2 separate regions of the Homo sapiens genome follow, and region 2 is linked to region 1. A link is an interaction called in ENCODE POLR2A ChIA-PET data of the cell type or tissue named here. Cell type or tissue: A673. All regions are shown on one strand.

Region 1 (8,000 bases):
ATCCTTAATTATCTATTATAGTCAGGAAGCACTCTGCTGTATTAATAGTTCTCAAACATGTTTTTTTCAAAGTGTCAGTCTTTATAAAGTAACAAGGAAAAACATAAGTGAAACTACTTCTTCATCACACAGACATAAGCGGTCAACTTATTTGCACAGTTTTCAGAGGGCATCCAGGCAGACATCTACCAGATAATAAAAAAATCTTAGGCTGGCTCAGATGTCTCTTAATTGGGTGAGGACCATATTCTTATTCTCCAAGGAGACATGCCACAGGAATACTTAGCAACAAGGTTCCTAACCTGTCATCCCCAAAATAAGCTTTGGAGTTAAAGTAAAATAGTAACACAAAGCAGTTCAGAGAACAGGCTCTGGAGTCAGACCGATTGGGTGCCAATCTTCTGCAGTGTGACAGAAGACTGGACAAGTTACTTGCTTGGTGTCTCAGTCCCCTCTTTCCATAAAATAGGTGTCAGTCTCAAGTCTCTTCCTTCTGTAAAACGGGTAAAGTAATACCAAAACCTAGAGCTGTTGTGTAGATGCAAAAATGCATGTGCAGAATACTTGGCACATAACATGCACTGAATTAACATTAGCTTCTTTAGCGCTGTAAGTATATGCAAGAAATATGTAACAGGTGCATGCTAGGTAACTAATAATTCCTTAAGGGTCATTTCTGTACTCCCTGGAAGTCTCTATTACCATAGCTATTTGCTAGACTCCAGAAAAAGAACATTATAGCCCATTGTCAACAAAACTGTAATTCTATTCCAGTGCTTCAAGGTTTGGCGTCTTTTTAACAAATCCTGCTGCTTCAAGGCGAGGACTTCACTCTGGCAAGCTTCCCTAACACAGAGTCCCATTATGCCTCATTCCAAACAAAATGACTTCACTGATGGTAAACACAAAACCCTCAGCCACACTACTAGCTACTACAACCACTTCAAATGGCTACTTGTTTAATTTATTATAGAAGATTTCAGGTACTAAAAAAAATATGATAGTCAAAATTGATCACTGATTGAATGTAAATTTAAGATTCCTTCAGAAAGGTTTTTAGACACAAGGATATTAAACCCACGAATTCATAAATATATTTTTAGAAAATCATTGCTCTTTTTTTTTTTTTTTTTTGAGTGGGAGTCTCACTGTCGCCCAGGCTGGAGTGCAGTGGCGCCATCTCGGCTCATTGCAAGCTCCGCCTCCCGGGTTCACGCCATTCTCCTGCCTCAGCCTCCTGAGTAGCTGGGACTACAGGCGCCCGCCACCACGCCCGGCTAATTTTTTGTATTTTTTAGTAGAGACGGGCTTTCACCGTGTTAGCCAGGATGGTCTCGATCTCCTGACCTTGTGATCCACCCGCCTCGGCCTCCCAAAATGCTGGGATTACAGGCGTGAGCCACAGCACCCGGCCGAAAATCACTGCTCTCCTTTTAAGTTACTATGGTACCAACTGTTTATGGTGAAAATTAATAAATAGTCCGGTGCCGTGGCTCACGCCTGTATCCCAGCACTTTGGGAGGCCGAGGCGGGTAGATTACCTGAGGTCAGGAGTTCGAGACCAGCCTGACCAACATGGTGAAACCCCGTCCCTACCAAAAACACAAAAAAAAAATTAGCTGGGCATGGTGGTGAGTGCCTGTAATCCCAGCTACTTGGGAGACTGAGGCAGGAGAATTGCTTGAACCCAGGAGGCAGAAGCTGTGGTAAGCCGAGGCACGCCACTATACTCTAGCCTGGGCAACAGAGCAAGACTCTGTCTCAAAAAAAAAAAAAAAAAAAAGAAAGAAAATTAATAAAGAGAATCAATCAAACAAAAAGGTTTTAGATCAGACAATTCTGGGATAAAGAAGGTGAAATATACCAGCTTAAAGCAATGACGTGGTTGAATGACTTCTCTAATGAAGTATGTAATTCAGACTGTGTCTGTTTATGTACATATGGCATGTTTGTAGGTTGGCAGTATCTAAAAAACTGGAATGCTACAGTAACTCTAGACACCAAGTAACTGAACAGAAAGAACTTTCACAAGATGTGGTAACCTAATAAAAGGGCTCTTTTCAGTATATACAGATAGTCATGGTAAGAAATGCAATATTCGGAAAAACCATTGAAAAAATATAACAGAAATGAAAGAAAACAGAGTAAGAAAGTGAGAGAAAAGAAGTGAAGTTATACCAAGTAGAAATGAGAAGCAAGCAATAAACCCATAATCTGTAATGACTGAATTCCTGTGTGATTGACCATAGTTTGGTCTTTTAAAAAATCTGTTTTCTATTATAACATGGTAGAAGGCTCTATATTAGCTCCCAGCAGAAATGAAGTCAGTGGTATGAAGATAAACTGCACACAGTCTTCCAAAGTTTGCCCATTCTCAATCTAAAAGTGTGAAATCACAGGATATTAGAGCTGAAAAAGATCTAAGGATTACCTAGGACAACATATTCACTGAAAAGAAAAAAGAATTTAGGCCTAGAGCATTCTGATGTGTCCAAGGACACACAGCCAGTTAGTGGCAAAGAAAGCAAGAAAAGCCCAGATTTCCTACTGGTACCTTTATATCTATATTAACAGAACTTCATTAATATTTTTTCCTTAGCAGAATATCTGGAAAAATAAGAAATCCCCTAGACAAATACCTAGCAAAAGTACCTTACCATACCCCAGTACAACTGTCAATTAAAATGCTTTTATATATTATGCAATCTCTTGATATTTGGGATAAATCATTTTCAACCATATTTTTAACTGAAACAACTGGTGCAGAGGGTTTGTAGATTTCCCTATTTACTACTTTAAGTCTTAGAGTTTTACTATTATTATCTCCCAAGTTTACTATATCATATCATCTTGCCTTACATTTTCACTCAGCCTAAAAAGTAAAAAGGAAACATGTATAAGCCTTTTTAGAAGGCTACCACAATTTAGTAACTCATTAAAATACTTCAAAATAGATTTGTACTGATATTTTTCTCTCTAGTTCTTTTTTTTCTTTTTGAGACAGAGTCTTGCTCTATCGCTTAGGCTGGAGTGCAGTGGCACGATCTCAGCTCACTGCAACCTCCGCCTGGGTTCAAGTGATTCTCATGCCTCAGCCTCCCAAGTAGCTGGGACTACAGGTGTGCACCACCACGTCTGACTGATTTTTGTAATTTCAGTAGAGACAGTGTCTCACTATGTTGCCCAAGGTGGCCTCGAACTCCTGAGCTCAAGTGATCTGCCCACCTGAGCCTCCCAAAGTGCTGGGATTACAGGCATGAGCCACTACGCCTAGCCTTTCTAGCTATTTTAAATACAGTATTATTGCTAGAATTTACATTAAAATATGCGAATATGGAAAAAACAATAAAGAAACATCCCAAAATGTAGGTATAGTTAAGAAACCAGATTTGAACTTTCCCAAAAAAGAATAGTCATACTTTCTCAGCTCCTGCTTTCTCTAAACCAGGTACTCTACACACAAAGTTGAAGGGAAAAAACACAAGTTAATGTCACAAGGCAAACAAATCATTTCATTGCACTCAGTGTTCTCATAATTGAAAAAGAAAATGTTTCTATACCCCAACTGTTCATTTAAATTTTTTCAAATATTCAACGAATTTAAGAAAGTTGAGAGAAAGTTTAAAACTATGTTTTTGCAATCTAAACAGGTACCATGTATTTACTATGAATATATTTTAGGTAGGTATGCAAGATAGCTACTTAAAATTAAGCATTCTTTTATTTTTTAATTAATTTTTTTATTGTTGAATTCTTTATTAATTCAAAACATTTTAAGTCAGTGTAATGCACATGCATTTTACACTAACATCCATAGATTTCCACAATATAGTAAAATGAAAACAGCTCTATCTTGATTTACTTTGAAAACTCAAAGAAAGCTACCTAGTTTGAGACTTCTGAATTTTTTTACATTATTGTCGTGCTCAAATTCTACTACATGGTGAAAATTCTAGCATTTTCCAGAAATATATTATTGTACATAGGTAAAATGATAAAACTGATTCTAGGAAGGGGGAATTTAAAAAACCAGAAAAGCTTAAATTGGAGGAAACATAATCTGGATTAACTATTCAATTTATTGAGTATCCACTGTTATTCTGGCATTGCAAAATAACCAAGTGTGGTGTCTCTTAAGTTGTATTCATGCATTTAAAACTTCTTTATTGTCCACTAATAAACATTGGTGGAGTACAATATATGGTTATAGATTAAGTATGATGAACATGGTAGTAAAAATTTATACACATTCGATACATAATTTTACAAAACCAAACACATTATTTAGCAAACATTCAAAAATCATACACAAGAAACATATTTATGACAAATTGGTTAAAGCTGGTAGGAAATACATCAGGTCTTTTACATTATTTCAATATTCAGTGTTCATTGACTAGTGGAGGGCAATATAGAAATGCACTAAGCAAAACTACCAGTTTAAGTTACCTCTTATGACAATGAGTAAGACTAAGATATTTAATATTGAAAGTATATGGAGGATTATTGTAATTATTTACCCAGATAGTTCAAGGGAAAAATTCACTTTCGCCTCTATTAGGTGAATATTCAGGATAAGACTTTTGGACTTTTATTTTTCTACTTTACTGTATTTTCTTTATAGCATGTATTAGTAATCACTTAATGGAACCTAATATCAGGGTTGAAGAATCTGCTCAGAATTTGTTTAGCTCAGTGTAAATGTCCAGAAATTTTACCTTCAATATAATCTCTTTAAAAATATATTACTTTGGCCAGGTGCAGTGGCTCACACCTGTAATCCCAGCACTTTGGAGGCTGAGGTAGGTGGAATGCCTGAGCTCAGGAGTTCAAGACCAGCCTGGGCAACATAGTGAAATCCCGTCTCTACTAAAAATACAAAAATTAGCCGGGCTTGGTGGTGTGTGCCTGTAGTCCCAGCTACTCGGGAGGCTGGGGCAGAATTGCTTGAACCCGGGAGACGGAGGGTGCAGTGAGCTGAGATCGCACCACTGCACTCCAGCCTGGTGACAGAGCGAGACTCTGTCTCAAAAAAAAAAAAAAAAAAATGTGTTACTTTACAGTGGAGAAACATAATAGATGCTAACTCAGCTAAGTGATCAAGGTTAACATCAACAGCTAAGAGAAGCCTAAAGTTTGAGAGACTGTCACAACTAAGAAGAGTCCTGATGATGGCATATACCTTTGATATCATGTGATAAGCATGGCACTTTACCTTTGTGTTCTTCCAAAAACCAAAAACCCATGTCTAGTCATGAGGAAAACATCAGACAAATCTCCACAGAGGGACATTCCACGAAATACCAGTTTATTTCTCAAAACTGTCATCAAAAACAAGGAAGCTTTCAGAACTGTCACAACTAAGAGAAGCCTAAGGAAACATGACAACTAAATGTAATGTGGTGGGATCCTGGGACAGGAAAGGGACATCAGGTTAAAAACTAAGGAAATCTGAATAAAGTATGAACTTAATGACCAATACTGGTTTATTAATTTTGACAGATGTCCCATAGGTCTGTAAGGGACCTTTCTATTTACAGTTTTTCTGTAAATATAAAACTACTCTAAAATTAAAGTTTTCATGGACACATTACTATTTTAAATTTTACTTTTATTGTAAACATTTTTATTTTTTCTTAGAGTCAGGGTCTCACTTTGTTGCAAAGACAGATCTGGAACTCCTGGGCTCAAGTGATTCTCTCGCCTTAGTCTCCCAAAGTGCTGGGGTTACAGGTGTGAGCCACCATGCCTGGCCCGTTACCACCTTTTATTAAGTTTTTATTTTCATTGTAAAATTGTTAAAGAAAATCATACTACCTTAATATTGAAAAGTGTTTTCTAATTGTCAATCTCTTATATCTTAGTCTTAGGCCTATAACTCATTTATATATTTAGCAAATAACTTGATATTATTTCTGTCCTTGGGAATGTTGTTTTATTTCCTTTGGAAATAAAATTTTCAAATGACTTCTCTTATTTAAACTTTAATTTTAACCTACAATTGTATATCTATCTATCTATGTATGTCATTGAAAGAAACATTTCTATAGATTTGAGGTGATGGTGAACTGCAAGTAGTGATTTGGGATCACATTATTGAGCAAAGCAATAACATTGATATAGTGTTCCATCTTAAAATATGATTGTATGTTCTGATGAATAGCTAAATCAGATGTTTATTGTATGTTTTGGAAAAAAATAGGGGAAAGTGCATTAAAATGACATTTAATACAAGCATAAAATAACAATTATTGTGTTGAAGAACTCTGATAAAATAATGTCACATTTTATTCTTTCCACGTTTATTTAATGCTCATAGCCATCCTGATAATTATTTTATTTGTCATTTGCAGATGAGAAAATGAACTCAGAGAAGATAAACGATTTGCCCAAAGTCGCATGAGACAGAAATGTAACTTGAAATCAAATTTGTAATTTTAAGTTCCTGATGTTTTTACACTACGCTCCCTAAGTGCATCTGTGAACACACATTTCCATTAGTAAGCATTGTATGTGGCATTCTTTTAATACAGCAATAAGAGCTAGATCTTTAGAAAGGAAATGTATCCAAGCTTAGGATAGAAACACAATCTGTTTATTATTCTAAAATGTTTATTTCTAACTGTTTAAAAGCTGTTATGCAGTGATAGCAGTTAGGTATAAGTCAACAGTTTTAAAATTCTAAAATTTCTGAAATGAGATTTAATATGAGAAATAATGAAGGAAGAATGAATTTCACATTGCACATATGACATATTTAAAAATATTACATTTGGTTATTGTCATCAATGCTTGATAGTGTTCCTTTTCCCTACTCATCTTAGAGCTTTTATCATAGGAATAAAATCAATTCCCAAACTGGGACCTTCTATCAGTTAGGGCAACATTTTCCTTTTGTAGTGTTTTCATTAGAGTCAAAGTCTTGAACATCCCCTGGAATTCATCTGAAAAGATGTTACTTGGGGCTGGAGAGAACTATACATGTGAGGATTAGGAGCCAACAAATTTCTGTTGATCACCTCTCTAACTCAAGAATTCTCTAGCTCGAGAATCAAGACTGACCTCTTTTGGTGATAGTACAGAAATGTAATCTTCATATATCATTCTAGCCTTTTCTCTTTTCTTTGATTACTTTTTTGTTCTGTTCTTTCTTTAAGTCTTCACAGGCAATCCAGAAAAGTAGGTTCTCTTTGTTGTATTCTGTTCAGAGGAACTCTCTGAAAAGGTTTCTTCCTGCTGGGGCCTTCATCATCTTGTCAAAATTTTGAGACCAGGGCAAGACTTCCTCTGCAGTGGGGTTTTGGCATTCCTCTAGGACCTGGATACTCTCCATTTTTGTAGTGTGTGTGGTTCTTCCTGCATTTTCCCCTTTCTTCATTCCTAACAGTGAGGCAGGAGCAGCTGCAACAACAGCACCAACAAAAGCAACAGATGTTGTTGGGCCTCTGGTTTCCAGGCGCTTGAGACACAGCAGGTGTTCCTTCATTTTGGGACTGCTGCCTTTTTCACATTTCAGCTACAAGACCCAATTAGCCAGTTGCCTGCAGGTGTGGGCAGTGCACCGATGGGTCTGGGGGGAGCGGGGCTGGGCGGCTCTGTCCTCTAGCGGAGCCCGTTTGCTACTATCCGCCCAACTTAAGCACCCAGCGGGCGAGGAACTAGTTTTTATTTATTTTTTAGAGACAGGGTCTCGTTGTTGCCCAGGCTGGAGGGCAGTGGCATGATCCTTGCTCACTATGGCCTCAAACTCCTGGCCTCAAGTGATCCTCCCGCTTCAGCCTCCTGAGTAGCTGGGGCTATAGGTGTGTACTACCACACCTGACTAATTTTTTATAATTTCTTTTGTAGAGAAGGGGTCTCATCATCTTGTTGAGGCTGATCTCAAACTTCTGAGCTCAAGCAATCCTCCCGTCTAGGCCTCCCAAAGTGCTGGGATTATAGGCATGAAACACTGCACCTGGCCGGGTTCTTTAATTTAAATTAGGCATTTTTTAATTGAG
Region 2 (8,000 bases), 90 kb after region 1:
ACTCCTGAGTTCAAGCAATCCTCCTACCTCGCCTTTTCAAAGTGTTGGAATTACAAGCATAAGCCAGCACACTGGGGCCAGGAAAGGAAATCTCTGTGATAAGCAAGTTTCAGGAAATCTCTTGTTTGCTCATTATCAATACGTTTCCTGAAATTGGTGTCAGATAAATTGTGAACCGTTAGAAATATCACCCAGTTCTTAGGTCTCTCATTCCATTGGAGTTATAGTTTACACATCTAGTAAATCCGGGCTGTTTGAAATCAATTTCTGAAAGATACAAGAGCAAGAGGTTTGAGAACTCTGTTATCTTCTTGATCAAGAGATAGTATGAAATACATACAGTATTGTCATTTAATAATTGTAAGTGATAAATGTTATGTTGAAATTACATCTGAATAGAATTAATAACTAAATAACATGACTTTAAAATGTGTTGAGCAGAATCCAGATGGGAGAAACCTGATGATTTCATTCCACACACTAGTGATCTGCCTTCTAGTAAGGTCAATGAAAATTCACTTGGCACCCTAGATGAATCCAAATCATCAGATTCGCATAGTGATTCTGATGGGGAACAGGAAGCAGAAGAAGGAGGGGTCTCTACAGAGACAGAAAAGCCAAAAATAAAGTTTAAGGTAGGTTTTTAAATTTTACTCTTCACATCAAATTTTTTTTTTTTTTTTTTTTTTTTTTTTGAGATGGAGTCTTGTTCTGTCCCCAGGCTGGAGTACAGTGGCACTGTCTTGGCTCACTGTAACCTCCACCTTCCGGGTTCAAGCAATTCTCCTGCCTCAGCCTCCCGAGTAGCTGGGACTACAGGTGTGTGCCACCAAACCCGGCTAATTTTTTTTATTGTTAGTAGAGACAGGGTTTTACCATGTTAATAACCAGGATGGTCTTGATCTCCTGACCTCGTGATCTACTTGCCTCGGCGTCCCAAAGTGCTGGGATTACAGGCGTGCGTCACCACGCCCAGCTGACATCAATTTTTGAAAAGCTCTACAGACCTTAAGTCTTCTGATAGAACATAGAAATTAAGACATATTTTGGCAACTGGATAAATAAAACCGGGAACACTCAGGAGCCCATGAGTCAAAGCAGAGGAGACACATTATTAGCATTGAGCAATGGTTGCGATTGTTGGCCTGAGAAATGTAGGAAAATCAGAGTTCCTAAATACCTAGTTACACCTAGGATCTTGTCATTGCCTGCAGTTTCTCTACCAACTTCACAAATCTTGATGGAACTTAGAGTAAGGGTTATGTGCAGTTTACAGAGGAGCAGCAGCAAAGCCTTCGTTGTAATTGCCATCTCACAATGATTATAGCCAGCCAGATTTAGGTAATCCAGTATCCAACTTAGGATAGAAATGATTAATTTATTTTCGTCAAAATGAATGTGTTCCAACAACAACAACAAAAAAATACAGGCCAATAACCCTGCTGAACATAGATGCAAAAACCTTCAACAAAATACTGGCAAACTGAATCCAGCAGTACATCAGAAAGATTAATACACCATGATAAAGGGATGCTTTATTCCAGGGATGAAAGGATGGTTCAAAGTATGCAAATCAATAAATGTGATTCACCACATAAACAATTAAAAACAACCATATAATCAGCTCAATAGATAAAAAGCATTTGTTAAAATTCAGCATCCTTTCATGATAAAAACCTTCAGCAAACTAGGCACAGAAGAAACATACCTCATAATAATAAAATAATAAAAGCCATATATGAGGCCGAGTGCGGTGCCTCATGCCTGTAATCTCAGCACTTTGGGAGGCTGAGGCAGGAGAATCGATTGAACCTGGGAGGCAGAGTTTGCAGTGAGCTGAGATAGTGCCACTGCACTCCATGCTGGATGACAGACCAAGACTCTGTCTCAAAAAAAAAAGAAGAGCCATGTATGAGAAACACACAGCCAACGTTATACTGAATGGGGAAGCACTGAAAGTATTCTCCCTAAGAAAGCAAGGATGCTCACTTCAACCACTCCTTTTCAACATAATATTGGAAGTGCTAGCCTGAGCAGTCAGGCAAGAGAAAGAAGTAAAAGGCATCCAAATTGAAAAAGAGGAAGTCAAACTATCTCTGTTTGCTGATTAAATGATCTTACTACCTAGAAAACCCTAAAGACCCCTCCAAAACACACGTGGATTTGATAAGTGACTTCAGTCATGTTTCAGGATACAAAATCACTGTACAAAAATCAGTAGCATTTCTGTATACCTATATCTATATAATAATGGTAAAACCGAGAACCAAATAAAAAACTCAATCCCATTTGTGGTAACTACAAAAAAAAAATCTCGGAATACATTTAACCAAGGAAGTGAAAGATCCCTACAAAATGAACTACAAAACACTGATTAAAGAAATCATAGATGATACACACAAATGAAAAAACATCTCATGCTTCTGGATTGGAAGAATCAATATCACTAAAATGACATACTGGCCACACCAATCTACAGATTCAACACAATCCCTATCAAATTACCAACTTCATTTTTTACAGAATTAGAAAAGCCAATTCTGAAATTTATGTGAAACCAAAAAAGAGCCTCAATAACCATAGCAGTCCTAAGCAAAAAGAACAAAGGTGGAGGCATCCCATTACTTGGCCTCAGACTATATTCCAAGGCTGTCATAACCAAAACAGCACAGTACTGGCATAAAGATAGGCACATAGATTGATGGAACAGAATAGAGAACCCAGAAATAAAGCCACATACCTACAACCAACTGATCTTCAACAAAATCAACAAAAATATACACTGGGGAAGGGATACCCCATTCAATAAATGATCCTGGGAAAACTGGCTAGCTGTATGCAGAAGAATGAAACTGGACCCCTACCTCTAACCATGTACAAAAGTTAAGATGGATTAAAGACTTAAATGTTTAAAGATCTGAAACTATAAAAACCCTAGAAGGAGGCCAGGCATGGTGGCTCACACCTGTAATCCCTGCACTTTGGGAGGCCGAGGTGGGCGGATCACCTGAGGTCGAGAGTTAAAGACCAGCCTGACCAACATAGAGAAACCCCATCTCTACTAAAAATAGAAAATTAGCTGGGTGTCCTGGCGCATGCCTGTAATCCCAGCTACTTGGGAGGCTGAGGCAGGAGAATCGCTTGAACCTGGGAGGCGGAGGTTGCAGTGAGCTAAGATCGTGCCGTTGCATTCCAGCCTGGGCGACAAGAGTGAAACTCTGTCTCAAAAAAAGAAAAAGGAAAAGAAAAAAAAAATCCTAGAAGGAAATCTAGGAAAAACTCATCTGGTCATTGACGTAAGCAAAGAATTTACGACAAAGTCTTCAAAAGTAAACACAAAAATAAAAATAGACAAATGGGAGGGACTTAATTAAAAAGCTTATGCACAGCAAAAGAAACAATTAACAGGGTAAATAAACAGCCCACATATTGGGAAAAACTGTTTGCAAACTATGCATCCAACACAGGACTAATATCCAGAATCCGCAAGGGACTCAACAAGAAAAAAACAACTCCATTGAAAAGGGGGAAAAGGACATGAACAGGCATTTTTCAAAAGACACACAGGTGGCCAAAACACATGAATAATGCTCAACATCACTGATCATCAGAGAAATGCAAATGAAAATCACAAGGAGATACCATCTTACACCAGTCAGAAGGCTGTAATTAAAAAGTCAGAAAATGGCTGGATGCAGTGGCTCACACCTGTAATCCCAACACTTTGGGAGGCTGAGGCTGGCAGATACTTGAGGTCAGGAGTTCAAGACCAGCCTAACCAACATGGTGAAACCCCATCTCTACTAAAAATGCAAAAGAAATTAGCCGAGCATGGTGGCGCATGCAGGAGAATTGCTTGAACCTGGGAGGCAGAGGTTGCAGTAAGCCAAGATCATGCCACTGCCCTCCAGCCTGGGTGACAGAGCAAGACTCCGTCTCAAAAAAAAAAAAAAAAAAAAATCAGAAAACAACAGATACTGGCAAGGATGCAGAGAAAGGGAAACACTTATACACTTACTGAGAATGTATGTTGGTATAACCTTTATAGAAAACATTTCTCAGAGAACTAAAAGCAGAACTGTTATTCAATCCAGCAGTCCCACTTCTGAGTATCTACCCAAAGGAAAAGAAATCATTAAACAGAAAAGATACTTGCACTCATATATTTGTAGCAGCATTGTTCACAATAGCAAAAAGTAAATCAACCTAAGTGTCCGTCAACGGAGGATTGGATAAAAAAAATGCGGTATATATACACACGCACACACACCATGGAATACTACTCAGCCATAAAAAATGAAATGATAGCTTTTGCAGCTATGTGAATGGAACTGGAGGCCATTAACCTAAGTGAAATAACTCAAAGTCAAATACTACATGTTCTCACTTATAAGTGGGAGCTAAACAGTGGGCACACATGGACATACAGAATGGACTAATAGACAGTGGAGACCATAAAAGGTGGGAGGGTGGGAGGGAGGTGAGTTGAACATGTGTCTATTGGGTTTGTTCACTGTTCAGGTTATAGGTACACTAAAAGCCCGTACTTCACCATGACATAATATATACATGTAAGAAATACGCATTTGTGCCCCCTAAGTTATTTTTTAAAAGATAAATTATAGGAAAAGGAAAAAAATTACAAAATACAGGTAAACAAGGACAAACTCCCTATAATCTTGCCGCCTCCCAGAAGAATTCAACAGAGCCACAATTATAAAGGGAGTCACTGTTGGGTATGCAAGTAAAGCAAGAAAGCAGAAGAGAGAAGTTAAGAGAGCCCTGTTTATATGTCCTTAATTGTAGAACTTAAGACATTAAGGTGGTGATTTAGGGAGCCTTTGTCATGGTATATCAACATTTCAGACATGGAAAACCTAATCAAGCAGTAAAGTTCTATGTATATTTATTGTGTTATGTGCAGATTTGAGTTAGTGAATTATTGTTTATAAATCTATAACAATACCTTTAAAAGCCTTAAATTTTATTTTTGTCTTGGTAGTTTTGCTTGAACTGTATTATTTCTTGGCTTTTACATTTCAGGAAAAAAATAAAAATAGTGATGGAGGAAGTGACCCAGAAACACAGAAAGAAAAAAGTATTCAGAAACAGAATTCATTAGGTTCAAATGAAGAAAAATCGAAAACTCTTAAGAAATCAAACCCATATGGAGAATGGCAAGAAATTAAACAAGAGGTTGAGTCTCAGTAAGTACCTGGAGCTTTAATCCCACTGTTATTACAAGTGATTTTACATCCCAGTACTTCCCTAAATTGCAGTAAGTAATTTCAAGGATGCTGTGCTTATTAAAAGTATAGCTTGAGGCCAGATGCACCCCTGTAATCCCAGCACTTTGGGAGGCTGAGGTGGGCGGATCACGAGGTCAAGAGATGAGACCATCCTGGCCAACATGGTGAAACCCTGTCTCTACTAAAAATACAAAAATTAGCTGGGTGTGGTGGCATGTAGCTGTGATCCCAGCTACTCAGGAGGTGGAGGCAGGAGAATCGCTTGAACCCAGGAGGTGGAGGTTGCAGTGAGCTGAAATCGCGCCACTGGACTCCAGCCTAGCAGCAGAGCAAGACTCCATCTCGAAAAAGAAAAAGTATAGCTTGGCTGGGTGAGGTGGCTCACGCCTGTAATCCCAGCACTTCAGGAGGCCAAGGCAGGCAGATCAACTGAGGTCAGGAGTTCGAGACCAGCCTGGCCAACATGGCAAAACTTTCTCTCTACCAAAAAAAAAAAACTTAGCAGGGAATAGTGGCACACATCATGTTCCCAGCTACTTGAGAGGCTGAGGTGGGAGGATTACTTGAGCCCAGGAGGTTGAGACTGCAGTGAGCCATGTTCACACCACTTCACTCCAGCCTGGGCAACAGAGTAGGACCTTGTCTCCAAAAAAAAAAAAAAAAAAAAAATGTAAAAACTAAATAGATAAGCAAATATTGCAGCAACTCAAGTATTACTCAGCAAAGTACATTTCTATAGGATTCAGTGTTGCTATTTAGTTTTATAACTTAAAACAGCCTATGATAACTGATAGCAAAGAAGGTCCTTGCTGGCCAGGCAGGTGCAGTGGCCCACGCCTATAAGCCCAGTACCTTGGGAGGCTAAGGCAGGAGGTTCACTTGAGCCCAGGAGTTGGAGGCTGCTTTGAGCTATGATGGCACCACTTCACTCCAGCCTGGGAGACAGAGCAAGACTCTGTCCTAAAAAGAAAAAATCCTTGGAATAGATTGCCTTCTGCAGAGCTCCATTCTCCAAATAGGATGATGTGTGTTTTTCAACAGGTTTTACGCTCTCAGCTACTTAAACATAACGATCTTTCCGGTCCATTTTCCAGAGTCTCATAGATGGGACTGATGGGTGTGATGTGACTAATTTACTCTTTCACAGACCAGTTGACTATCTAGGGAGTACGGTACTGTGATAGGCTCTTTTTAATCAGGTGCTGATATCAGGACCACTCAACTGATTATTTATAATTAATCATGTGGATGGTTGAAGGGCTAGTTCTTAGCAAAGGAGTGCTAGGCATACAGCTCCATTCAGTCTTCTACAATAGGAAAATGAGATCTCGACTCGCTGCAACCTCTGCCTCCCAGGCTGAAGTGATCCTCTCACCTCAGCCTCTCGAGTAGCTGGGACTGTAGGCACATGACACCATGCCCAGATAATTTTTGTATTTTTTGTAGCAATGGGGTTTTGCCATGTTACCCAGGCGCATCTCGAAACTCCTGAGCTCAAGTGATCCTCCTGCCTCGGCCTCTCAAAGTGCTGGGATTACAAGATTGAGCCACCGCACCCAACCCCCTTATCCCTTTACTTGTACTGCTTATATATAAGCCCAAGCATTTTCTTAGATAATGCATCCTTTGTGCAACAGGAATAAATTAATACATAGAACTTCTCCCAGCATTTATCCACCTGAATAAGTGTTCAGTATCTTAAATAATATTGTAAAGTCAGTATTTTAAAGTAGTTCCTACTCCAAAATGAGCAACTTCTAATGTCATTAGAAAGCTGATCTTGGGGCATTGGTTATATGAAAACGTTTGTCTTACCCTGTCAAATAGAGTTTTACTTTAACTCTATTTCCAGTGAGGAGGTAGATTTGGAACTTCCAAGCACTGAAAATGAGTATGTATCAACTTCAGAAGCTGATGGTGGCGGAGAACCCAAAGTGGTATTTAAAGAAAAAACAGTCACTTCTCTTGGAGTTATGGCAGATGGAGTGGCCCCAGTCTTCAAAAAGAGAAGAACTGAAAATGGAAAATCTAGAAATTTAAGGCAACGAGGTGATGATCAATAGTTGCAGGAGAGCTTTTTGTACATGCTTTTAGGACAGAATGGAGACTTATACACCCAAAGTTTATCTGTGTTTGTTTGTAAGTATTATGATGCTAAAAATTTAGATTTATTCTAAATGTATTTGATGTGAATTAAAATAAATATTTTTTCATGTGAAATTTATTTTGGTTCCTAAAATGGAAGCCTACCACATTGCATTGTAATACAGTGTATTATGTTCAGTGTCTAAAAACTGCTAATTAAGTCATAATTTAAGATGCTATGTATCTGTTATTTAAAACATGGAGAAACAGGGCCTTTATTCCATTCATATTCATAAGAGCATATTTATCCTGCATTGAAAATGCATTACTTTTGCACATTGATATTAACTGTTGTCCAACAAATAAGTATCGGAGTACGTGAGAATATTCCCAGCCCAGTGATGATTTGGTTCTGAGGCTGATGTGAGAAAGCTGATGTAAAAAATGTATGCATATTGGCTTACCTTACTCAATTTAAAGTCAAAAGCCAACAGCCAGGAGCAGCTCAGGTACTTCAGATGTGCTTAATATGGAGTGAAAACTGGACCAGAGGTGGAAAGATGTATTTGCCCCAGTTCACTTCAAAGCAGCAAACGTTGTTTAAGCATTTTAGTTTGAACCAGGCATTGTGTTAGGAATCCAGGGATAAAGATGAATGAAATGTAT

The links. ChIA-PET counts read pairs that join two places held together with the same protein. Peaks named below come from ENCODE experiments on the same cell type or tissue, not always from the same donor. Only the 100,000 strongest peaks of a DNase experiment are listed, where the experiment ranks them.
Region 2: POLR2A ChIA-PET joins it to region 1 with 9 read pairs; 18 of 35 experiments call an interaction of 5 or more read pairs at or near these places.

What each region holds. Positions count from the first base shown.
Region 1 is chr13:40,985,822-40,993,821 of GRCh38, forward strand. The region is part of intron 1 of ELF1 (E74 like ETS transcription factor 1); the gene reads right to left. It also overlaps the pseudogene RGS17P1. Among named protein-coding and RNA genes, the nearest start is that of ELF1, 29 kb to the right of the region's middle. RefSeq lists enhancers at 7,070-7,611, 7,386-7,465, 7,612-8,000. In A673, CTCF peaks have their summits at 7,066 and 7,267; no DNase peak of the experiment used is centred here; H3K27ac peaks cover 443 bases.
Region 2 is chr13:41,075,603-41,083,602 of GRCh38, forward strand. WBP4 (WW domain binding protein 4) reads left to right here. Exons shown (of 10, transcript NM_007187.5): 8 at 442-635; 9 at 5,044-5,207; 10 at 7,102-8,000. The coding sequence ends at 7,312. Among named protein-coding and RNA genes, the nearest start is that of WBP4, 18 kb to the left of the region's middle. In A673, no CTCF peak of the experiment used is centred here; no DNase peak of the experiment used is centred here.